3 separate regions of the Homo sapiens genome follow, and regions 2 and 3 are each linked to region 1. Evidence: chromatin loops called from intact Hi-C (ENCODE). Cell type or tissue: B cell. All regions are shown on one strand. Region 1 overlaps MED26 (mediator complex subunit 26). Region 2 overlaps EPS15L1 (epidermal growth factor receptor pathway substrate 15 like 1). Region 3 holds the start of HSH2D (hematopoietic SH2 domain containing).

Region 1 (8,000 bases):
CTTCTGGAGGGCACTGCATCCAGCTCACACCCCCTCCCCTTATGCTCAAAGCCAGCTACAGGCTGAGTCCTCACCCGGCATCTCTCTGACCCAGCCAGGATAGGTGCCATCTCTAAGGACTCCCTGACTAGGCAGGGCCTGCCCAGATGATCTCGGATCACCTCCCCATCTCCAGGCTGTTCCCTTAGTCACATCTGTCATGTACGGTACCATGTGCCCAGGCTCCAGGACTAGAATGTGGACGTCCTTGAGGGCTGTTAATTCTGCTGGCCTCATGGATTCTGGCTTTTCTACTCTTCTGCCCCACTTCCAGTGGGAGGCAGCCACTGCCACTCCCTCCCTTCCCGTGTTGTCTCCTCTGGGTGTAAAGTTGCAGAGCCACGACAGCAGTCCCCGCAGAACTCCCACAAAGCTGCCCTGCCAATGGGCCCATTTGCTCTTTGGCAACAACGGCCTTGCCTTGCAATGTTCTCCATTCAGGGCTCCAAATGACCCTGAAAACCCTGCTTCAAGCTGTGTCATGGTGGGGGTGGACGGGTGATATGAGGGGAGATACAGTCCTGTCCGCACTCCTCGTGCAATGGGCAGGGATCAGTGCAGGGGAAGACTGTGCGATGAGGAGGCCAGTCCCAGACAGACAGCAAGGCCAACCACTCCCTGCCCCAGGCACTCCAGCACCGACTCAGTCCCTGGGCTTGCCACATGGCTTCACCTCCACCCTGCTGACCTCACCCTGGTATATTTGGAGCCCTGGTTCCCCACATACTCCTGAAGCAGCAGTCCTTGCAGAGCAGAACACTGCCCAGACCCAGCTAGCCTGGTGGCACAAAGTGTCCTTGTCCTTGGGCAGACACCATCCTGCTGCCAGACAAGAGGGAGGAGACAGAACACCTGGGCAACCCCAGGGTCTGGTACTGAGCTGGTGCCCCAGAAATCACCGCTGAACTAACAGCCAGTCCCAAGAGTCTCCTGGAAACTGTGTGGGAGCTGGGGACACCAGGCGAAGGTGTGAGGGCCCTGTGACTGTGTATCCTTACCCTTGGCCCCTCCCCTGCCTTATGAGCCACGCTTAAGCGTGTGCAGAGAGGCCTTCAGCCTCTAGGAGCCCCAAGGGAAATGCTACAGCCTTGGCAGTCCCCTTTCTGTCCCCACCGTGTGAGCTGCTCACCTGAGGAGTAGAGGAGCCCGCCTGCTCTACCTGTAAGGTGCTAGAAACCCACAGTCCTACGCCGTAAACAGATGAACTCTGCCAACACCTGAAGGGGCAGAAAATGGATCCTCCAGAGAGGAGCGCAGCTCGCTGCTTCCTGGATCCCAGCCCGGTGAGACTGGAGCTGACTTCTGAGCCCTAGAGCCTGAGATGATAAATGTGTGTTGTGTAAGACACAGAGAGAGGGTGAGTGTCCAGTGCGGCCACTCCCTGGAGCCAGCAGAAGGCAGTCAGTGATGTCAGCAGAGCTAAGGATGGGGGCAAGGTGAGACTGCCCTGCCCTGCGACCTCTGGGGCATTGATGTCAAGCAGTCTGAACACTGTGTGGGGAGCACCACCTGGGCATCCAGACACAGGCCTCCCAGGCCCAGGAGGCAGACACTGAGCAATGCAGCGAGGAATCCCTGCAAAGGGCCTGGCCCCGACCCCAGGCACACTGAGCCAGAAGGCTCCACAGAGCCTCTTTATAGATGGCCACAGTCTGTCCCAAAGAACACTTAGCACCCAATTGGTGCTGGTCCCATAGGAGCAAAATAGGAGCTGGCTTCTGACCCTGGCCCTGGGGACCCTGCCTTAACAACCAACTGACCCCCCACCCAGGAGTGGCAGGTCTCCCACTCTCATGGAGGTGGCCCTCTGTGAGTGACAGAGACACCAGGACTCGTATGTGGCTGAGGGGAGGCTCCCGCTCTGACTCCAGGCCTGCTAAGTCCAGCATGAACCCTCAGGGCAGGGAGGCAGGCCACAGGGGGAGGGCAGCACCTAAGGTGGCCTCCCAGGGAGGTCAAAAAAGGATGTGGCAGAACGAGCTGTGTCCACCTGGGCTGGAGACCGACTTCCATGCTGGAAAGCAGAAAAGAGCTGGAGAAGGATGGGCAGGGAGCTGGCCAGACAGCACCAAAGCCCTGCGGCAGGGGAGAGGCCATGGGTAAGGACACCGGGAGGAAAAACAGACCCAAAAGACCCAAGGTGGCTCCTTCACAACCTGTCTTCTATCCCCCTTAGCGACTGCCCCCACAGACCACCTGCCCTTGCCCTGTTTCTGGGATGCCCTTGGCACCTGTCCATCTATCTGGGGAAGTACACTAGATCCTAATCTCAGCACAGACACAGTTTGACTCCACATGGGGAGCCGCTCCAGGCGATGGCCTCAAAAGATGGCTTTAAGGCAGCTCTTCAGGCTTGCCAGGGCCATGTCTGTGGCCCGATGGCCAATTGCAGCCTCTTGCTGTCAGGAATAGCCTGGCACATCTGAGGCCCCCTCCTCCTTTGGATTCTCCCTTGGGATTTGTTCCCAGTCCAAAAAAACCTCTCAAAACACCTGCCAAGTTGCTTTCCCAAAGGGGCAGGAATCCCGTCAGGAACTGTAGCCTCTCACTTCTCCACTAGGGACCCCTCAATAGATGCAGATGGGTCTGAACTTCCTTAACCATCAACGAAGACAGGCGTTGCCTCCCCTTTCTACCAACACTGACCGCCCCTGCCCACTTAATTTGCTTCAGTTTGGCCTCTTCATTGCTGCGGGAAGTGCCTGTGAAGGGCAAGGGTGTTGGGTGGGGGTGGGGGGTGTCGACAGCAGAACCTCCATGCAGCTACTAGGAGAAGCAGGGGTAAATGCAGCAAGGAGCACTCTGGAAGCAGGTGGGACCTCCCTGGGGTGCCTGCTCCAAAGGCAGGCAGGGCAGGAAGTTAGCAGGTGGGACCAGGTGTGGCACAGGTATACATGCAGGTCCAGCCCAGCCGCCTGGTACATGAATGTTGATGGAACTGACTCCACTGTCACACCGAACACTTTCAGGTCTTAGAATGGAAATCCATGAGGCATGATCAGGTACACATGGGCCAATAGGAATGTGAACATTAATCTCGTCCTTCTGGAATCTCAGAAAAACCAAGCAGGGAGGCCTGGTCTCAGGTCATAGGCATCACAGCTAGCATAGATACTGAGGAAGAACAGTTTGCATCCAGGCAGAGGGTGAACTGGGGCCACCAGCACAACCCTCAGCACACAGGTGCCCCACACTTCAGGGATGCCCCAGGAACACACGCATGGGGGCATGGAGGGGACAACTTCTCGCCCAAGACCACAAGAGGTCTGGCTGTCCCAGGGCTCTTTTGTGGTCATCCTTCCACATGAGAACTTAAAAAGGCTTCCACGGGCGCGGTGGTGTGCACCTGTAATCCCAGCTACTCGGGAGGCTGAGGCAGGAGAATCGCTCAAACCTGGGAGGCGGAGGTTGCAATGAGCTGAGATCACGCCACTGCACTCCAGCCTCGGTGACAGAGCAAGACTCCGTCTCAAAAAAAAGAAAAAGAAAAAAAAAACCGAAACCCAAACACTGCCCCCCCCCGCCCCGCCAAAAAAAAACAAAAAACAAAACAAAAAAAAGAAAGGCTTCCGGAAAGGCTGGCACCTTTGTCCCCAGAGAGCCCCATAGCCTGTGCTAAGCCACAATTCCAGCCAGCCTAACTGGTGACATGTGCTGTTCAGCTCACAGGAAATGTGAGGAAGGAGGCGGGGCTGGACACGCACAGAGACAGCCTGAGGGAGGGGCCAGCACCCCTCAGAAGCAGCCTGGGTCAGGCGCCTGGAGCTGCGTGAGACACCTCATTCTCCCACACCCTGGGAGCAGTGGGGAACCCTGTATGCGACTTCACAGCACACCACGCTCCGTGTGAGCTATTAAAGACCCACCACGCATCCTCGTCTTTCAGTGACACTTTCCTGAAGAAATAATACAATCTGGAATTTGCTACAGAATCATCCCCTAGGGTGAGTGACAGGAGGGGGATGGGTGAAACAAAGTCACATGGCTGTAAGCAGCTATCTACTGAAGCAGGATGGTTACCTTTCTCTACTTTTATGCTTGAAATTTCTCACAAATAAAGATGAGAAAATACATCTATTTCCTAGCATTTGTTTGGGAGAGTTCACTGATCTAGAAGGACTGGCAGCCATCTAAAGGGGAAGTGAGCAAATAGCTGTTTCCAACTCCTCATAGTGGCTTCACTGTCCACCATCTGGCCCCTGAGTGGGGCAGCAAGGGCCGAGGGCTGGGTAGGATGCCACCTCCCTCCACGTGAGCCTGTCTCAAGTCTCAGGCCTCCTAACTGATTTGAACTGCACAACACCATCTATCTGGTGAGACCCCAGGAGCCCCTCACCAAGCTCCCCTACTCTGGTACTGGGCTGCTGCTTAACAGACCTGGTGCAGAAACAGCAGGCACCCCTGGGGCTGGAGAGGGGAGCTCTGAGTACCCATGCCAGCTGTCCATCCCGGTCCGACTCTCAGGTGTCCTCACGCCTCTCTTCTAAAGGAAACCACAGAGAGCCCGAACCAGGGGCACACGCTAGGTCGACAGTTCCTTCCTGCAGGGAGAGGCCTGACCTGTACCAGGAAGGAGCCCAGGACAGCCACCACCACAGAGAGGACAGGCCCTCAAGTGGCCCAGACCAGGAGGGAGGACTTGGCAAGAAGGGGTGGGGGCTAGGTCACTCTCTTCCAGAAGGGGAGAAACATAACAATGAGCCAGCAGTAACCCAGGGAAGGGACAGCCGTCACTCCAGGACCTGCCCAGCCCCAGTCAGCACCACCTCCCTCCCATCTGCGATCCACATCCTATGGCTCTGGGCACAGCTGAGCCACAGGACACAGCCACTCAGAACTTTCTTTCCAGGTTTCCCTCAAAGGCCAGCCAGCAGCACTCCTCTGTGGCCCTGTGAAACCCAGTGACACCTCTGACCCCTCCGGAGTCCGGAAGACTAGACTCTTCTGAAAACCCACCTACGACAGGGTGCGTGGAATCACCTTTCAAACCAAACTCCTGTCGGCAAATATTTTAATTGGGCCACGGCATGTGTCCGAGTTTTTCTTCTGTGAAGAGGATCACTGGGTCTGAGTGCAAAGCTGGGGCCTGTTCAGTGGAGTGGACCCGCTACTGGCCAACCTCTTCCTCGCTTTATTACAGGGGTGTGTAAGTAAAACCCTCAGGCCCTGAGTAATTACTGCTGGGGATTTCCAGCCCTGGTCTGAAACAAGGAACTGAGACTGAGTTTTGAGTCCCAGCAGCCCCTTGGCTTGCCTCTCCATTTTCTCCACATCTGAACTGTTCCCACCCCGCCTGAGATCCCCAGCCTCTTGGGAATGCAGCTGTGGTAGCAAAGGGGAAACCCTGTGCTGCCCAAGGTCTGACCAACCAATAGTCCCAAGGGTGCTGAGCCTGGGCAGGCCCAACCGGGCACAACTCGCACAGGACCATCACTGGTGGGTTGCCCTTGTGCCAAGTTCTTTCACGTCATCCTCACAAGCGCACTCTACAGATAAGGTAACTGAGGGCCAGGAAGGTAATGGAGGTCCCGGGTAGACCACACAGCTAGAAGATGGTGAGGCCTGGCCTTCCACTAGCCTGACATGGCTACCAAACACACAGGGCCCATCTGGTGCTTTGAGTAGGTGGGGTGAAGGGTACCAGGTGCCACCAGCCTGTGGTGATGTCGGCACTCTGTAAAGACTCTCCTGACGTGCTCCTGCAGTGAAATGCACAGGTTACAAACAGTTCCTTGAACCCACACAGGGCCACCTCCACGGTCTCCGTGTTGTCTATGCCTTGTCCCCAGGATGCCTGAGAGGCAGGACCAGGGTGACCCAGGCATGCACGGGCCACCACAGCAGGGCTTCAGATGGCACTGGAGCCCACTCCCCACCGGGCTGGCCCTGGGAACAGTGCACATGGAGCACAGACTGCAGTTCTGCACTCCCCCACCTCGGTGTCCGGCCAGCCTTCCTGACCACCCTGGACGGTGGGCGGCACTGCCCTGGCAGCCTGTGGGCCCGCACCTGTGCCCCACAGCCCACATAACCTGCTCCTTGGGCTCAAAACAGCCCCTGCTGAGGCCTCAGTGGCAAAGCACCTGTAAAAACCGGTTCACTTTAAAAACAACAATGGGGATGTTGTCGGGTTTTTTTTTTTTTTTTAATGCAGAATGGTCTAGACAGTAATTTACAAAAACTACTTAGCTCAAAAGACTGTGGAAGTGTTCATCAGCAAGCAAGCTGTCCTTCCAAACCCAAACATGCCACAGATGGCACCCAGAAACAGACAGTCTGCCTTCAATGTGCTAAGCATTCTAATGCCGTCCGCGGCTGAGTCACCTCGCCCACCCCCCAACCCCCAACACACAGTCGTGTCTGCTGAGGACACACGGGTGAATCAAACAGGGCTTTGCTGGGAGAGTGTGTGTCTGTGATTTGGTTCCCGCCACACCAAGTCTTCCTGCTTCTGACAAACTCCGCACGTGTTCCCAGGCAGCTGGGAGCCAAACTGCCTCTGGTGCAAGTCAGTACAAGAGGCGGCACCTGCATCCCCACCCCACCTCCACCCCAAGACCCCAGCTCTGCCCTCCCTCTCAGCTCTGGAAAGCGCAGCCCTGAGGGGTGCTGCTGTGCTTACCCTCAGGCGGGCCCCACCCTGCACTCTCCGCTCAGCCTCATGGGGCTGGTGCAGGTCCACCAGGCTCTGCCCAGTGAAGGCACCTTCCTCTGAGGGGACCTCATGGGAGCCTCAAACCCCAGGGGCAAAGCCTCAAGTTCACAGCTTCTCAGAGGAAGAATGACACTGGGAGGAACAATGACGGGAAGGTGCATGTCTCGGCCACAGCCACCAAGCTCACCACTTGAAAAGCACTTCCTGCTGGGGCCCTCCTGCTACTCCCAGGAGCAGCCGGCCACCTGAGTGGTCTGTCATGTCCATGTGGCCCTCCCTGTCCTGCAGCCACAGCTCCTGTAATGCTTGGGCAAGTATGCAATTGCATGCTACAACTCAGCCCGGGGGACGGGAAATGCCACCTGAGTACAGGCAGCACGCGGAGCCCTGACTGAACCCCATGAGCAACTCAGAAAGAGGAAGCCCAGGGCTTGGGGCAGAAGTAGGAGCTCCATCAGTAGGCATGCCTGACTTCTGCAGCGAGGGAAACTTGCAGATGAAGCCAGGAGGCAGGCAGCGCTGCTCTCCACAGCCACTGCCCCCACAGCGTCCTTCCCTCCCACTTTCTGTTTTTAGCAGCTCTTCCCAACCAAACTACCAACCTAGACTCTCCTGACCTCTGCTTCAGGTCTGCAGAACTTACGATTCTTACTGCCATTTGGCCCTTTGTGAAGGCACAAGAGCTCTCAAAGCTCATCTGTAAATTGACTCGTTGCTACGCGGATAGAACTGGAGCAGTGGGAAGCCAAGCGGAGTCCTGGTGATAGCACGCTGGGTGGGGGCTTCTCCCTCTCAGCCTCTCTCTTCTAGGAGCAGCTGATAAGAATGCCAGCTGCAGAAGACTGGAAATGACCCAACATCCTCGGGGGAAACACACACACAGTGCTCGGCCCATATATGTTCCGCCAAAGACAGAGCCCAAATAAGAACGAGCCAGCTTTTCAGGAATCAACAGGGAACAACCTTCAAGAGACTGCCAAGCACAGAGATGCACACAACAGCGCACCCTGTGCCGCCGCCTGGAAGATCCTAGCTGAGGCTGGGCAGACAAGGACCTGATGGTTGAGCCGCGCATAGCTGTAGCAGGGGACCGCACCTGGCCTCCAGCACTGACGCAAGCAAGACCTATCACTGACTGGAGCCCAGTTCCTCCTCTGAGAGCATGAGAAAACCACAAGATGGTGTCTGTAGAGCATGAATGGTGTGCTGGAGACCACGCCCCCAGGGGCCAGGCCACGAGGACCCGCACACTGCACTTTCTGCTGGGCTGCTCTGTGGTCTGTAAGATCCATTCAGGCAGGGCAGT
Region 2 (8,000 bases), 140 kb before region 1:
TTGTCCTGCAGATGAAGAAGCCAATTCAGAGCAGGTGAATGATCTGCCCAGGGGCGCACAGCCAGTCAGCGGCAGGGCCCAGAGGACATCCAGGTGCACTCAGCTCCCAAGCCAATGGTGTTTATGACACCCTTCTTCCCCCAACTAAAGTCCGCAAGTGGCCAAGCGCGGTGGTTCACGCCTGTAATCCCAGCACTTTGGGAGGCCAAGGTGGGCGATTCACCTGAGGTCAGGAGTGCGAGACCAGTCTGGCTAACACAGTGAAACCCCGTCCCTACTAAAAATACAAAAAATTAGCCGGGCGTGGTGGCAGGTGCCTGTAGCCCCAGCTACTCGGGAGGCTGAGGCAGGAGAATGGCGTGAACCCAGAAGGTGGAGCTTGCAGTGAGCTGAGATCACGCTACTGCACTCCAGCCTGGGCGACAGAGCGAGACTGTCTCAAAAAAAAAATTAGCCGGGTGTGGTAGCATGTGCCTGTAATCCCAGCTATTCAAGAGGCTGAGGCAGGAGAATCACTTGAACCCGGGAGGAGGAGGTTGCAGTGAGCCGAGATCGCGCCGCTGCATTCCAGCCTAGGCAACAAGAGCGAAACTCTGTCTCAAAAAAAAAAAAAAAAAAAAAAGTCCACAAGCTATCAAGACCCCAAAAGTACTCGGGTTTCTTATCTGCTACCAAAGTAGTGGTGGGGGCTGCCACCTGGGCATTTGGATCCACCAGCTGCAGCCTGAGAGGTCTGCAGCGACCAGGCCACTACCCAGGAGGCCGGGCCCCATGGAAGGAGGCCTGCACAGGCTGGCCCTGACCTGCGGGGGGAGCTGTGAGGGCAGCCACAGAAGAGAAATCACTATTCATCTTCACATACCTTCCCAAGGATAATGTCCGAGAGGCCAGACTTCTTTAGAAAAAGCGCAGCTTCACTCGCCCCCACCCTCCCTGTGTATGCCGGATCGACCTGAAATGGGAGACCAAGAGGCAAAATAACTTTTCAGCAAATGCAGCAGCAGGTGAAGTGGCACCCGCCACGCTAACTATCCGCTGACAGTGAACAGAAAAGGACAAAAGGCCGCTCAGCCGGGCTTCTATTCTGTACTGTGCTTTCAGCTCAGGCATGCTCTAGTTCCATCTGAAGAGACATCAGCTAAACTTACCTGCTTGTAATAAGATTCATACAACGAATTTCCAGTGGGAATCTGTAAATGAAACCACAGATATTGGTCAAAAGTGAACACAACCCCTTGGGGAAAAAAAGGGTTGCCCCCTCAATTTTGTCATGACCAAAATATATGATGATAGTTAGAGTCAAAATGCATGCACTTTAAACATCCTCTGAACACAGAATTCAGTTTATCTTCAGACACAGATATTATTATGCTTACCTGATTTAGAAAAAGTAAGCTTAATGTTCTTTAATAAATCCTGATTCTAGGGCAAACAATATAGTCACTCAGGAAACAGCAGCAGCAGCCCAGTGTCAATTTCCATTCACTGAGCAAAGGGATTTCAGCTCCTGGAGAGCTCAGAGGGAAAGGACACTCTATCCTCTGAGATTGTTCTCTGGCTCCGGAATCAGAAAAGAAGTTTCCACGCATTATCATAAATCACCAGGCCTGCAAGCTTTCGACCAGTTTCCCTGGCCTGGGTCTGGTTCTCAACCATCCCATCCATCCTCCTCCAGCTACCTGAGTGCTCAGAGACGCACACTGACCAGCCCGCGCCCGGAGAGCGCTGGCCAGTAACTGTTCCCACCAGGGAAGGAAGGAAGTGCAGTGTCCTCAGCTTGGCACTGAAGATATTCCATTTCCCGACACCTCAGAGCCCCAAGACATCGCTGTTTGGAGGTCACTTCCCCATCTAGGGTCACGCAGCTAATCGGGGCCACCAGAGGCCACACCTGGATCCAGCCTGGCTGGCGGCCAAGTCCAGACACTTCCCGCTGTGTCCTGAGCTCTGCCAGACGTCTCCCAGGGAAGGGGAGGGACACCCAGGGGAGTGTGCCAACCTGGTGGGGAATTATGCAGTCCCTGAAATGCTGGCTGTAAAAGTTTACGTGCGTTGGTGTTTTAGTAAGTGAGGTGAAAAAAGAGCACACAAACCTGCCGCTGATGTAATAAGCGATAAAAGTGAAGAATGCACAATGACACCTAATTATACAGAATGGATGTGTAAACAGCTAAAGAGAATAGAACTGGGCAGGGAAAAGAGGACTATCTTGGGGGCAGGATTACAGTGTTTATCCAACAAATTCTGGGACTGCTGTTGTACGATTTCTCACAATGAATAAAACCAGGGGGACGTAGACTCCTTCCAGTTATAGTCATTGGATTTGAACCAATACGCACCCACCACTTGCATATTGTTGTGCTACAAAGGGTCATTTGAAGCTAAAAATAATGCCCAGGCCGGGCGCAGTGGCTCACGCCTATAATCCCAGTACTTTGTGAGGCCAAGGCAGGCAGATCACCTGAGGTCAGGAGTTCGAGACCTGGCCAACATGACAAAGCGAGACACCATCTCTACAACAAATACAAAAATTAGCCAGGCGTGGTGGCATGCACCTGTAATCCCAGCTACTTGGGAGGCTGAGGCAGGAGAATCGCTTGAACCCAGGAGGCGGAGGTTGCAGTGAGCCGAGATCGTACCACTGCACTCCAGCCTGGGTGACAAGAGTGAAACTCTGTCTCAAAAATAAAAAGAAAAAAATAATAATGCCCGGATTATGGTCAGCGTCTCTGGGGGACGCCAACACCTGTGAATGTATAAAGAAGTGAAAGTTGTAATCCCAAACAGCACTTTGGGAGGCCGAGGCAGGCAGATCACGAGGTCAGGAGCTCAAGATCAGTCTGGCCAACATAGTGAAACCCCGTCTCTACTAAAAATACAGAAAATTAGTCAGGTGTGGTGGTGTGCGCCTGTAATCCCAGCTACTCAGGAGGCTGAGACAGGAGAATTGCATTAATCCGGGAGGCAGAGATTGCAGTGAGCCGAGATCGCGCCACTGCACTCCAGCCCAGGCGACGGTGCGAGACTCCGTCTCAAAAAAAAAAAAAAAAAAAAGAAGTGAAAGTACAGAGAAAACTACCATGACAAAATGAAAATAGAAGGAAAATAGCATAAAGATCTGAAAGGGGAGAGGGAAAAAGTCAAAAAAAAAAAAAAGAGGAAAAGAAAGGGGGAAACACTGAAAAGGCAGAAAAAACTAGAATAACATGAAAAAGCAAGAAAAGCCAGAGATTTAGGAGCCATCATTTTAAAACAGACAAAGACATCATGGAAAAGACATAGGAGGTAAGTGTGTATAGCAACAGCAGCCCCAAGATGGCTGCCCCCCTCGTGCTTGGAGGCAGTGACACCATTCCTGGGTGAGGGGTACAGGAAGGAGTGGCTATCACCCTTAGCATCTTACAACCTCGTTAGATGACAGTGTCCAGCCATCACACCTGTGTCAACTTCTGGGCTCAAACTCCAGCTTATTTCCAAAATATGTCTCCCCAGAGGAAGAAGACCCACAGAAAGGAGGCCAAGGCAGGCAGGCTGTTTGTCATCTGTCAGTAAAGGTGACAGTGGTCAGGTCTAGGCAGCAAACAGCACATCGCCTGCCATGGGTTCACAGACTCCAGAGGCCCTCACTTCAGATGACAAAGGTGCCCTTCCTGCCAATGATCAGAGAGGTCTGGATCTGAAGCACATTTCCAGACAAGTTTTTTTTTTTTTTTTTGAGACAGGGTCTTGTTCTGTCACCCAAGCTGGAGAGCAGTGGCGCAATCTCAGCTCATTGCAATCTCTGACTCCTGGATTCAAGCCATTCTCCTACCTCAGCCTCCCGAGTAGCTGGGACTACAGGTGCGTGCCACCATGCCCACTTAATTTCTGTATTTTCAGTAGAAGCGAGGTTTCACCATATTGGCCAGGCTGGTCCTGACCTCAGGTGATCCGCCTGCTTTGGCCTCCCAAAGTGCTGGGATTACAGGCATGAGCCACCACGCCCAGCCCCAGGCGAGTTTTTTAACAATCTCATGGGAAGCAAGGGAAAGAGGTTTCCAAGCTACTGTGATTCCAGTGGAAAAAAAAGAGTTTCAGTCTTTGAGGCATGCAGGGTTATTAAATATCTGCTCTACTTCCCAGGCGCTAATGAGCAACAAGATCCGCAACCAAGAGAAACAAGGCCTGGACTAATCCAGAAGAGTCGCTGAAGGACACAGCCCAGAGCTCCAACCTCTGCCCATCCATGCTAAAGGCTCATCCGGCTCGAACACTTGATGACCACCGGATGTCACTCTCAAAAGACCTACAGCTGAGGGAAAGCCCAGGGAGTATGGCTCAACCATTGCTCATCACCACGGGAGTCCATCTGGGTAACCTGGAACAATGACAGTGGTCAGAGGTTTTGATCTAATTACACATATGTCAGGTTTTGCATATGCAAAAGCAGAAGGGGGAAGAAAGAAGGTACAGCACCAGGCCCCAACTGCCACTTCCTCTTATGCCAGGCTTCTTCCCAGGAACAATGGACTCACACCTGCACGCTGCCCTGATATGTCATTGCGACAGAACTGAAGACACATGTTGCTAATGACATAAATCCCCAGCCCCAGGCAGTCTGTCACTGGCCCCTGTGCAGAGACCTCTTGGCCCCCAAAAGGAAGATTCACAGCTACTGGGAAAGAGCCCTCTGTATGCTGAGAGCAGCCTCTGGAGCTGCCCACCCATGTCTGACCCCAAAGTGAGCCTGGGGCCAAGCCCGAGGCAACAGCAGAGAGGGGACGCACCAGGGGATGAGGCCTGCACCGTAAGAGGCTGCAGGTGGCACCAGGATGGCCGTAGGAATGGAAGGAAGTGCAGCAGAGCTGACCCGATGTGTTCTCCTGACCCAGCCCACTGTGCTGAGAAGACGCCATCTTCGCCTCTGCAGTGTGTGAATTGTTGATGAGGTTCAGTGTAGCTTTCAGCTCGGTCTTTCAGTTGCTCTTCCTAACTCAAAATGCTAAGAGACAACATGCAAAGTTCCTGTGGCCTCCTCACTTATCCTCCAGCCCAGAAACAATTTACAAGTGGGATGACAGAGAGAGGGGCACAAGGAGAAGGACAAGTTCACATCCTTCTGCTCTGAAGGCTTTAAAACACCGCAATTCACACAAGCGCCTGTAACTGTAACCCAGGACAACAGCAGTTGAGATGGAGAAACCCAGCAGAACCACCTCGGAGGAGAAACTGTCTCAGGATTGTGTTCTAACGACTCCTAAGCAGGGTTCACCCAACTCTGATCCCCGCACGTGGCCGAGGGCAGGACGCCTCCTACATCTTCATGCCTGGCTGCCTCCTGCCCAAACTCTCACTCTCACTCTGCTAGCAAAGTACGCGCTCTTGTGCAAAACAAACCAATGATCATCAGCCTTGGTTCAAAATGACTTTTGGAAAGCAATCCATTTTCACTGTAAAATGTTCAGAGAAGTACCTATAATCCCTTGTTTCCTATCCAGTACCTCTCATCCTCCCGACAACGCTAAAGGGCAGGTAATATTACTAGTCCAGTTGACAGGTGGGGAAACTGAGTTTGCCCTACTCAGGACCACAACAGCCAATGAGCAACAGTCAGTGAAGCACCCAGGATAGGTGGTCCTGGAGTCAGACCCTCACCTACTGTGCACCCTGTAATGACAGCCCAGGTGTCACAGGGCTGTGCACCGGACCACAGGACAGCCTCATGCATATGCTGGCCTGGGAAAATGCACGTCCGTGATGACGTGCTGGAGCATTTTATTAAACAGAAGAGGTCAAAAGGCAACACTCAATTTGAGCATATAAATGGACTTGAAAGCCAGTGTTTTCGATGACCTGCCATTTCCCCAGGAAAGCTGAGACCCCATAATGGCTATGTTTTTCAATGCCACTGCCAAGTTTTGCAGGAAGTTAGGCATATAACACTGAAACACATCTCAGTCTGAGTTCCTACTTAGAAAAACATATGGATGCAAAAACATAGCCCGGAGTAGAGCTTGCTTGATAATCCTTCCATTTCTGCCTTCCCCTTAGAGGCCCCCACAGGCCTTGCACAACCATCACCCAATGTGAGCCCAGCCCTCCCAGCAGGCCGGCCCACATTCTGCGGGTGAGATAACCTGGCTCAGTCATGTGGCAAGCACGGGGCAGAACTGGGACTTGACTCAAAACATTCAAAAGGCATCAGGGAAACGCTGGGGTATGTCTAACCTTCCTGGACTGGATGGGCAGCTCTCTCCAACTGCTCCATCAGAGGTTTCTACAGCAGAGCTAAGGTAAATGTTACCAAGAGAAGGAGAAGACTTGGCAAGTGAAAAGAGAGCTTTTCCAAATCACAAGGAAAAAGACATCTCAATTAAAAATGAGCAAAGAGAGAGGCAATTCAGAAAGAAGAGATGCAGCAAAGTTAGAAAGAAAATGTTCCATCTCACTAGTAATTTAAGTATTACAGGGCCAGGCACTCTGGCTCACACCTGTAATCCCAGCACTTAGGGAGGCCAAGGTGGGTGAATCACCTGAGGTCAGGAGTTCAAGACCAGCCTGGCCAACATGATGAAACCCCATCACTACTAAAAATACAAAAATTAGCCAGGCATGGTGGCAGGTGCCTGTAATCCCAGTTACTCAGGAGGCTGAGGCAGGAGAATCACTTGAACCTGGGAGGCGGAGGCTGCAGTGAGCCGAGATCATACCACTGCACTCCAGCCTGAGCGACAGAGCAAGACTTCATCTTCGGAAAAAAAAAAAAAGGCAGAGAAGCTAAAACAATTCTGAAAAAGAATAATAAAGTGGAAAGAGTCAGTCTACCTGATTTCAAGACTGACTCTATAGCTAGAGTAGTTAAGACAGTGGAGTATTGGCAGGGGGCGGGCACAGACAGTAATGCACAGAACAGAATGTAGAATCTGAGAAACAGACACACACAGATCTGCCCAGTGGATTTCTTGACAAAGGTGCAAAAGTATTTCAGGAGGAAGGAAAGCCTTTCCACAAAGGGCACTGGAGCAATCGGCATCCATAGGAAAAACATGGGCCTCGAACTAAAAGTCTTATGCCTCGTACAAAATGTAACTCAAAGTGGATCATGAATTCAAATGTAAAACATAATCCTCAGGATCTAGGGCAAAGCAAAGAGTTCTTAGACTTGACACCAAAAGCCCGATTCACAAAAGGAAAGATTGGCAGACAAACTTTATGTTTGCACTGTGAAAGAGCCATGTAAGGCCTGGCGTGGTGGTTCATGCCTGTAATCCCAGCACTTTGGGAGGCCGAGGCAGGAGGATCACCAGAGTTTGGGAGTTCAAGACCAGTCTGACCTACATGGAGAAACCCCATCTCTACTAAAAATGTAAAATTAGCCAGGCATGGTGGCGCATGCCTGTAATCCCAGCTACTCGGGAGGCTGAGGCAGGAGAATCGCTTGAACCCGGGAGATGGAGGTTGAGGTGAGCCGAGATCACACCATTGCACCATTGCACTCCAGCCTGGGCAATAAGAGCAAAATTCCGTATTAAAAAAAAAGGGGGGGGGAGAAAGGCCGGGCGCGGTGGCTCACACCTGTAATCCCAGCACATTGGGAGGCCAAGGTAGGCGGATCACCTGGGGTCAGGAGTTCAAGACCAGCCTGGCTAACATGGCTAAAAATACAAAAAAATTAGCTGGGTGTAGTGGTGTGCACCTGTAATCCCAGCTACCCAGGAGGCTAAGCCAGGAGAACTGCTTGAACCCAGCGGGCAGAGGCTGCAGTGAGCCGAGATTGTGCCACTGCACTCTAGCCTGGGTGACAGAGCAAGACTCCGTCTCAAAAAAAAAAGCCAGATAAAAAGGTGAAAAGGCAAGCTACAGACTAGAAAGAAAGGTTTGCAAAGCACATATCCAACAAATGACTACTATCTAAAATATATACTAGAGAGCTCTCAAATTCAACAGCATAAAAAAGAAAACAATCAAATTAGAACATGGGCAAGCCAGGCATGGTGGTGCGTACCTGTAGTCCCAGCACT
Region 3 (8,000 bases), 440 kb before region 1:
CCTGATAAATGGCCACTTTGGGAAACTTGCTTTCTTTCCACGAAACTTTGCAGTTTCTGTCCAAAACTGCAAAATTCGGAGACAGTGACAGCCAATGGCAATGAATAGCAGATCCTGACTGGGAACCCATCCTGTGCCTGGCTTTCTTCTGAGCCCTTAATGGGTCACGGATAAGAGGGAGCTGCCTGGGCCCGAATCCCAGCACCACTCAAGACCCACGGTGATAGAGGAGCTAGAAAGAAATTATTTAGGCAGATAGTGAGGGCACCAGAGTCCTTGGCGGAATTTCTTTTCTAACAAAAAGCAGCCCAAGAAATTATTTTTTCTAACAAAAAGCAGTCTGAGAAATCGAGCTGCAGACATAGATAAGCGAGCTAGAAGCTTGCACGGGGAAATGCCAGCAGCTGCGTCAATAGAAAACAGTTGCCTGGGTGCCAGGCAAGACCAACGTGGAGACTCCATCTTCCCTGTTTTTATTACCACGTGTACAGTAAAGGGATGGGCAACATGGCACAGCTCAGGCAGAGGACCCGCTTGCATGATAAAAGATTAGGGGTGGCCAGAAATTCACACCCGATGCAAATGGCACACCTAGTCCTAACCAGTTTTTCACACCCTATGCAAATATAACACCTAGTCCAACCAATCTTTCACGCCTTATGTAAATCAAACACTGCCTCCTCACCAGGCATCTATAAAATCCCCTGCATTTCACTGTGCATCTGTCAATGCATTTTTTCAGGACCTCTCTCTGCAGGAGGGAACTCTTCTCTTTCTTTTGCCTATTAAGCTTCTCTTAACCTCACTCTTGTGTGTCCACGTCCTTGTTCTCCATGGCCATGAGATGACAAATCTCGGGTATCTACCCCAGATGAGGCCGTTTCAATGGCACAGCCTTGGACACATGCCCTCAACAACTGAACTTAGTTTCCTCTCTTGCAAAATAGGGGGGATCATAGTTTCCACCTCATAGGATGGCTATGAAGAGCCAGGGAGATGATGGATCCCAGAGGAGGCACAGGTACATACATAATGAGCACAGAGACAGAATAGGCTGATATCAGCATCATCACTGTCCTCATCACTGTCATCATCATCATTATCATTATTTTAAAGCAGGGTCATCCGGCCGGGCGCGGTAGCTCACACCTATAATCCCAGCACTTTGGGAGGCCGACGTGGGTGGATCACTTGAGGTCAGGAGTTCGAGACCAGCCTGGCCAATATGGTGAAACCCCGTCTCTACTAAAAATACAAAAATTAGCCAGAAATCACTTGAACCAGGGAGGCGGAGGTTGCAATGAACCTAGATCATGCCACTGCACTCCAGCCTGGGCAACAGAGCGAGACTCCGTCTCAAAAAAAAAAAAAAAGAAAAAAAGAAGCAGGGTCTTGCTCTGTTGCCCAGGCTGGAGTGCAGTGGTGGGATCATGGCTCACTGCAGCCTCAACCTCCCAGGCTCAAGTGATCCTCCTGCCTTAGCCTCCCAAGTAGCTGGTACTACAGGTGCATACCACCACACCCAACTAATTGTTTTACTTTTTTGTAGAGATGGTGTCTCACTGCCCAGGCTGGTCTTGAACTGGCCTCAAGTGATCCTCCCACCTCAGCCTCCCAAAGTGTTGGGATTACAGGTGTGAGCCACCACACCCACCCTGTTATTACTATGACCACCATTGTTCATCTTGTTCCCCAAGAAAAGTGCAGTGGTGCAATCTTGGCTCACTGCAACTTCTGCCTCCTGGGTTCAAGCAATTCTCATGCCTCAGCCTCCCGAGTAGCTGGGATTACAGGTCCCGCCACCACGCCTGGCTAATTTTTGTATTTTTAGTAGAGATGGAGTTTCACCATGTTGGCCAGGCTAGTCTCAAACTCTTGACCTCAGGTGATCCACCCACCTTGGCCTCCCAAAGTGCTAGAATTACAGGTGTGAGCCACCGTGTCCAGCCAGTTCTGGACATTTCATATCAATGGAATCATGCACTAGGTGGCCTTTGTGTCTGGCTTCTCTCAGCATCATGTTTTTGGGGCTCATCCACATTGTAGCATGGAGCAGTGCTTCCTTCCTTTCTGTGGCTGAATCATATTTCATGGTGTGGATGATGGAACCACGTTTTGTTTACCCATTCATTCATTCATGGACATTTGGGTTGTTTCCACCGTTTGGACACCTTAGCTGTCATCATCTGTGCCTCAGACATACCAAGTTCTTTCCTACCACAGGGCCTTTGCCCGTGCTGATTTTGTTTGTTTGTTTGAGATGGAGTCTCGCTCTGTTGCCCAGGCTGGAGTGCAGTGGCAAGATCTCAGCTCACTGCACCCTCCGCCTCCCGGGTTCAAGCGATTCTTCTGCCTCAGCCTCCCGAGTAGCTGGGACTACAGGCGTGCGCCACCATGCCCAGCTAATTTTTGTATTTTTGGTAGAGACAGGGTTTCACCATGTTGGCCAGGCTGGTCTCGATCCCTTGACTTCATGATCTGCCTGCCTCAGTCTCCCAAAGTGCTGGGATTACAGGTTTGAGCCACCGCACCCAGCCTGCCCTTGCTATTTTCTTTTCTGCCTGACTGTCCTGCATGTGAACTCATTCAGCATCTGTCTCCTCATAGACTGTGGGCCCTAGAAGGGTGGGGACCATGCCAATCTTGCCTTTTTTTTTTGAGACACAGTCTCACTCTGTGACCCAGGCTGGAGTGCAGTGGCATGATCTCAGCTCACTGCAACCTCCATCTCCCAGTTCAAGCAATTCTTCTGCCTCAGCCTCCTGAGTATCTGGGATTACAGGCATGAGCCACTACGCCCAACTAATTTTTGTGTTTTTAGTATAGACAGGGTTTCCCCATGTTGGCCAGGCTGGTCTTGAACTCCTGACCTCAGGTGATCTGCCCACCTCGGCCTCCCGAAGAGCTGGGATTACAGGCATAAGCCACAGCACCCGGCCCGATCTTGCCTTCTGCTTCATCTGCAGCATCTAGCATGGTGCCCATCCAGAGCTGGGGCTCAGCCAGTGTTTGTGAAATCAATGAATGAATAGAATGAAGGCATTGTAGGAAGCTAAAATCATAAAATTACATCAAGTCCAGGGTTGGGCACAGTGGCTCATGCCTATAATCCCAACACTGGGAGGCTGGGGTGTGAGGATTGCTTGAGCTCAGGCGTTCTAGACCATCCTGGGCAACACAGCAAGACCCTGTCTACAAAATAAAAATTGAAAAATTAACCGGGCATGGTGGTGTGAGCTTGTGATTGCAGCTACTTGGGAGGCTGAGGCGGGAGGATCACTTGAGCCCGGGAGTTTGAGGTTGCAGGGAGCTATGATGGCACAGTGCACTTCAGCCTGGGCAACAGAGTGAGACCTTGTCTCTAAAAAGAATCGCATCAAACCCAGTGTTGGCAGAGCCTAAGGGCTTCCCCACTCCCTGACATGTATGGGCCCAGCATTTTCCCAGCACTAAGATGGCATTGTGGCCACCTCCCCCAAGAGCCACCCCACGTGAATCTGTGAATGGCCCACTTACCAGCTGCGGCCTCTGCTGAGAAGCCCAGATCTGTCTCCCTGGAGAACCTGGTATCAGAGAGAGGGGGCCTTGGAATTCTAGCCCCGTTATCTCCCCATCAGGGCACCTTCGTTTTCCCCTCCACACCCTTCCTTCCTCTGGGGGACGCATGTCCGTTTGCGGGCCGAGGCCTGCGGACACTGAGGGGTGTGGGGGTGATTCTGTTGCGACATCTGAAAGGAAGACGTTAGTTTGTGGGAGACCACATCACCCAAGCAGGTCAGGGGAAGCGAGGTTGGGCCGTTTGTGGTGAGGTCTTAGGGGACTGTGCTAGAGCTGGGCCAGCGTACCCCCATGTTCCTGGAAACTCTAAACCCCATGCAAATAAGAGCCCCGATGGTCAGACTTTCCCAGGAGGATCAGAGAAGTGAAGTGAAGTGAAGGCCAGGCCCGGTGGCTCATGCCTGTAATGCCAGCACTTTGGGAAGTCCAGGCAGGTAGATCGCTTGAGGCCAGGAGTTTGAGGCTGCAGTGAGTTGTACTTGCACCACTGCACTCCAGCCTGGGCAACAGAACAAGATCCTGTCTCAAAAAAATAAAAAATAAAAATAAATAAATAAATACTTCAGGCCTATAATCCCAGCACTTTGGGAGGCCAAGGTGGGCAGACCACTTGAGGTCAGGAGTTCAAGACCAACCTGGCCAACATGGTGAAACCCTGTCTCTACTAAAAATATAAAAATTAGCCAGGAGTGGTGGTGCACACTTATAATCTCAGCTACTGGGGAGACTGAGGCAGGAGAATCGCTTGAACCCGGGAGGTGGAGGTTGCAGTGAGCCAAGATCGCACCACTGTACTCCAGCCGGGGCGATAGAACAAGACATCATCTCAAAAATAAAAAGGCCAGATGCAGCAGCTGACACCTGTAATCCTAACACTTTGGGAGGCTGAGGCGGGAGGATCACTTGAACGAGACCAACCTGGCAACATGACAAAACCCCATCTCTTCAAAAATCCAAAAATTAGCCAGGCGTGGTGGTGGTGCTCCTGTAGTCCCAGCTACTCAGGAGGCTGAGATGGGAGGATCACTTGAGCCCAGGAAGTAGAGGCTGTGGTGAGCTGAGACTGCACCACTGCACTCCAGCCTGGGCAACAGAGTGAGGGGACCCTACTCAAAAAAAAAAGAAGAAGAAAAAGAGATTAGCCACAGAGAGGTGAAGTGAGTTGCCCAAGGCAGCTCAGCCCATGAGGTCTGAGGCCCAAGCCAGAGTCTCCCCCAGGCAAACACAAAGGCCTTGCTTGAATTAAGTCACAACAAAGAGTCCTGATTCTCTCACTCCCAACTCATCTCCATGTGCTGTGCTGGAGAGTTGCCTCTCCTAGCATCTTCACATGATTAAGGAGGGCTATTATGCCCATTGCACAGATGCAGAACTGAGGCTCAGAGAGGCTGAGCAACTCACCTTAGGACACACAGCAGGTGAGTGAGAAGCAGGGCTCCACGTGTCTCCTGCTTAGACCTTGTTGACCACAGAGGGCAGACGAGGTGCTGCTGTTGCCGAGGAGGAGCAGGGGGGTGAGAGAGGCACCCAGGGTGAGCCTGGGGTTATCTAGCCCAGCTGGGCCAGGGCAATAGGCCCTTGGGGAGGCCCCCAGTAGGATCTGGGCCCTTTCTGCCTGAAAGGAGAGGAGGAAGTAGTTTTGTTTGTCTGCCTGGGGTACGAGCACACGGCCAGAGCTGGCCAATCTGTTAGGCACACAGGGCCTGCACCCAGGACCCAAGTGCTGTGTGGGACTTCCCAAAGGGCTTCAGCTTATTTAAAATCAGAAGAAAAAAAACTGAACATCCTAATAATAAATATACAATAAGGAATCCAGCCTGGACCACATCGGTCTTAATGCCAACACAGTTGTAAAATAGAATTTTAAGCTGGCACGGCGGCCCACACCTGTAATCCCAGCACTTTGGGAGGCTGAGGCGGGTGGATCACCTGAGGTCAGGAGTTTGAGACCAGCCTGGCCAACATAGTGAAACCTTGTCTCTACTAAAAATACAAACATTAGCCAGGCGTGTTGGTGGGCACCTCTAATCCCAGCTACTCAGGAGGCTGAGGCAGGAGAGTCACTTGAACCAAGGTGGGCGGATCGCTTGAGCCCCAGGAGTTTGAGACCAGCCTGGGCAACACAGCAAGATCCCATCTCCAAAAAAAATATTTTTTTAATTAGTCAGGTGTGGTGGTGTGTGCCTGTAGTCCCAGCTACTTGGGAGCCTGAGGCAGGAGGATCACTTGAGTCCAGCAGTTCAAGACTGCAGTGAGCTATGATCATACCACTGCACTCCAGCCTGAGTGACAGAGTGAAACTCTGTCTCTAAAATAGGTTAGTCAATTAATAAAAATATTTTAAAATATTTTATAATGGAGGAAGTCCTGGTGTGGACCTATGCGTGCCATGAGACCCCAGCCTGTCCAGGCTCAATTCAGTTTCAAGGCCTTTGTGCCTGCTCTTCCCTCCCCCAGCCTGGGCAATATAGCAAGACCCCATCTCTACAAAAAAATATACTCTTTCTGCACTACGCACTCCCCAAATCAAGATGATTCCTTCTCACCCTCAAATGCCCCTTCCTTCACGTCAGTTAGGTCACCTCTGTGGGTTTGTGCAACTGCTGTTCCCACTTCCTGTTTCCCCTTTGGATTTTTTTGTTTGTTTGGGGTTTTTTGTTTTTTTGTTTTGTTTTGTTTGGTTTTCGTTGGTTTTGTTTTGTTTGAGACGGAGTTACACTCTCGCTGCCCAGGCTGGAGTGCAGTGGTGAGATCTCAGCAAACCGCAACCTCCACCTCCCGGGTTCAAGCGATTCTCCTGCCTCAGCCTCCCAAATAGCTGGGATTACAGGCATGTGTCACCACGCCGGGCTAATTTTGCAGTTTTAGTAGAGACGGGATTTCTCCATGTTGGTCAGGCTGGTCGCGAACTCCTGACCTCAAATGATCTGCCCACCTTGGCCTCCCAAAGTGCTGGGATTACAGGCATGAGCCACCGCACCCAGCTGGTGTTTTTTTGTTTGTTTGTTTTGCGGGGGACAGAATTTCCCTCTGTCATCCAGGCTAAAGTGCAGTGGCGTGATCTCGGCTCACTGCAGCCTCTGCGTCCCTGGTCCAAGCGATTCTCTTGCATCAGCCTCCTGAGTAGCTGGGATTACAGGCACCCGCCACCACGCCTAATTTTTGTATTTTTAGTAGAGACAGGGTTTTACCATGTTGGCCAGCCTGGTCTCAAACTCCTGGCCTCAAATGATCCACCCGCCTCGGCCTCCCAAAGTGCTGGGATTACAGGCGTGAGCCACCGCGCCCAGTTTCTGTTCCCCCTTTGTTGCTTTTGTTTTTGTTTTGAGAAGGAGTCTCACTCCGTTGCCCAGGCTGGAGTGCAATGGTGCGATCTCTGCTCACTGCAACCTCCGCCTCCCGGGTTCAAGCAATTCTTGTGCCTCAGCCTCCTGAGTAGCTGGGATTACAGGCGTGCGCCGCCACACCCGGCTGATTTTCGTATTTTAATAGAGACGGGGTTTTGCCATGTTTGCCAGGCTGGTCTCAAACTCCTGACCTCAAGTGATCCGCCTGCCTCAGCCTGTCAAAGTGCTGGGATTGCAGGTGTGAGCCACCGCACCCGTTCCCCGTTCTCCCTTTGTAATGATGTCTCACTCCTCTTCACTGCTTGATAGATTATAGATGCCAGGAGTCAGGGGGCCTGCACCTGTCTCCGTGTCACCCCTGTGTCCTCCAAACAGCAGGCACACAGTAGGTGCTCAATAACAACTTGCTGGGGGCAAGACAGGAGCAAGCTGTCTCTGCACCTGTGGCACCAGATGCTTTGTTGGACTGCAGACAGGGTGACTTGAGCTGTCCTTGTTCCGCCCCCAGGGCTCACCTGCTTGAGGAAACAGGAACTGCCTCGGGGCAGCCAGCCCCGCCCCATTGACGTGCAGACCTTGAATCGAAACCCAGGCTCCTGCAGGCACTGGCACAGCTACAGCGAGGGCCTCGGCCATCCAAGGGTCTCCCAGGTATGTGACCCAAGAGCCTCAGCCCTCGAGGAGACAGAACGTGGGGGCTGGGCTAGGCCAGAAGGAGGGACAGGGCTAGTGGGGCCTGGGGTGGCAGGAGGGATTTTCTAGGGGCATGGGGGAGAGCTTCGTGGAGGAGGGGGTATTTGTGGTGACCACAAATGGAAAATGGAGCTGGAGTTAGGGAAAAGGGGGTCTTGGCAAGACAACAGCATGAGCAAAGGTATGGAGAGGCAAGAGAGAGAGAGCAAGGATGTCTTTAGGTCTAGAATGTGGGTAGCGGGGAAGTAGAGGAGGCTCCCAGGCCAGGGTCAGGAGCTTGAATTTGAGCATGCGGTCTTTCATCACTAGATAGCTGTTCACCAGCAAAGACCCTTGCACCCTCCTCTGTGCCAGGCCAGCACCAGGACACAGAAAAAAACAACAACACAGGAACCTAGCCCT

What was found. Hi-C counts contacts between places; a loop is a spot of excess contacts. Peaks named below come from ENCODE experiments on the same cell type or tissue, not always from the same donor. Only the 100,000 strongest peaks of a DNase experiment are listed, where the experiment ranks them.
Region 2: it touches region 1 in a loop (13-fold over the local background); 6 of 110 quality-filtered maps call a loop at or near these places.
Region 3: a loop joins it to region 1, with 7 times the contacts of the local background. A loop is called at or near these places in 2 of 110 quality-filtered maps.

Annotation. Positions count from the first base shown.
Region 1 is chr19:16,580,743-16,588,742 of GRCh38, forward strand. All of the region lies in intron 1 of MED26 (mediator complex subunit 26), which reads right to left. Among named protein-coding and RNA genes, the nearest start is that of SLC35E1, 12 kb to the left of the region's middle. RefSeq lists a silencer at 1,021-1,070 and enhancers at 1,248-1,819, 1,820-2,391, 3,188-3,377, 4,077-4,613, 4,868-5,517 and 4 more. In B cell, no CTCF peak of the experiment used is centred here; DNase peaks (open chromatin) are centred at 3,709, 5,399, 7,099, 7,839 and 2 weaker places; H3K4me3 peaks cover 5,121 bases; H3K27ac peaks cover 7,791 bases.
Region 2 is chr19:16,441,030-16,449,029 of GRCh38, forward strand. It overlaps EPS15L1 (epidermal growth factor receptor pathway substrate 15 like 1), which reads right to left. Exons shown (of 24, transcript NM_001258374.3): 2 at 1,149-1,190; 3 at 863-952. Among named protein-coding and RNA genes, the nearest start is that of EPS15L1, 27 kb to the right of the region's middle. RefSeq lists enhancers at 32-532, 533-1,033, 3,456-3,635, 3,738-4,937, 4,672-4,751 and 1 more. In B cell, a CTCF peak has its summit at 801 (motif pointing right); DNase peaks (open chromatin) are centred at 3,012, 4,492, 5,202, 6,102 and 3 weaker places; H3K4me3 peaks cover 2,853 bases; H3K27ac peaks cover 6,941 bases.
Region 3 is chr19:16,136,219-16,144,218 of GRCh38, forward strand. It overlaps HSH2D (hematopoietic SH2 domain containing), which reads left to right and starts at 7,467. Exons shown (of 6, transcript NM_001382417.1): 1 at 7,467-7,556. It overlaps HSH2D-AS1 (HSH2D and RAB8A antisense RNA 1), which reads right to left and starts at 3,697. Exons shown (of 2, transcript NR_199156.1): 1 at 3,517-3,697. RefSeq lists enhancers at 5,268-5,337, 6,760-6,809, 6,908-7,602, 7,090-7,249, 7,330-7,589 and 2 more. In B cell, a CTCF peak has its summit at 4,962; DNase peaks (open chromatin) are centred at 5,123, 6,153, 6,884, 7,423 and 2 weaker places; H3K4me3 peaks cover 1,534 bases; H3K27ac peaks cover 4,225 bases.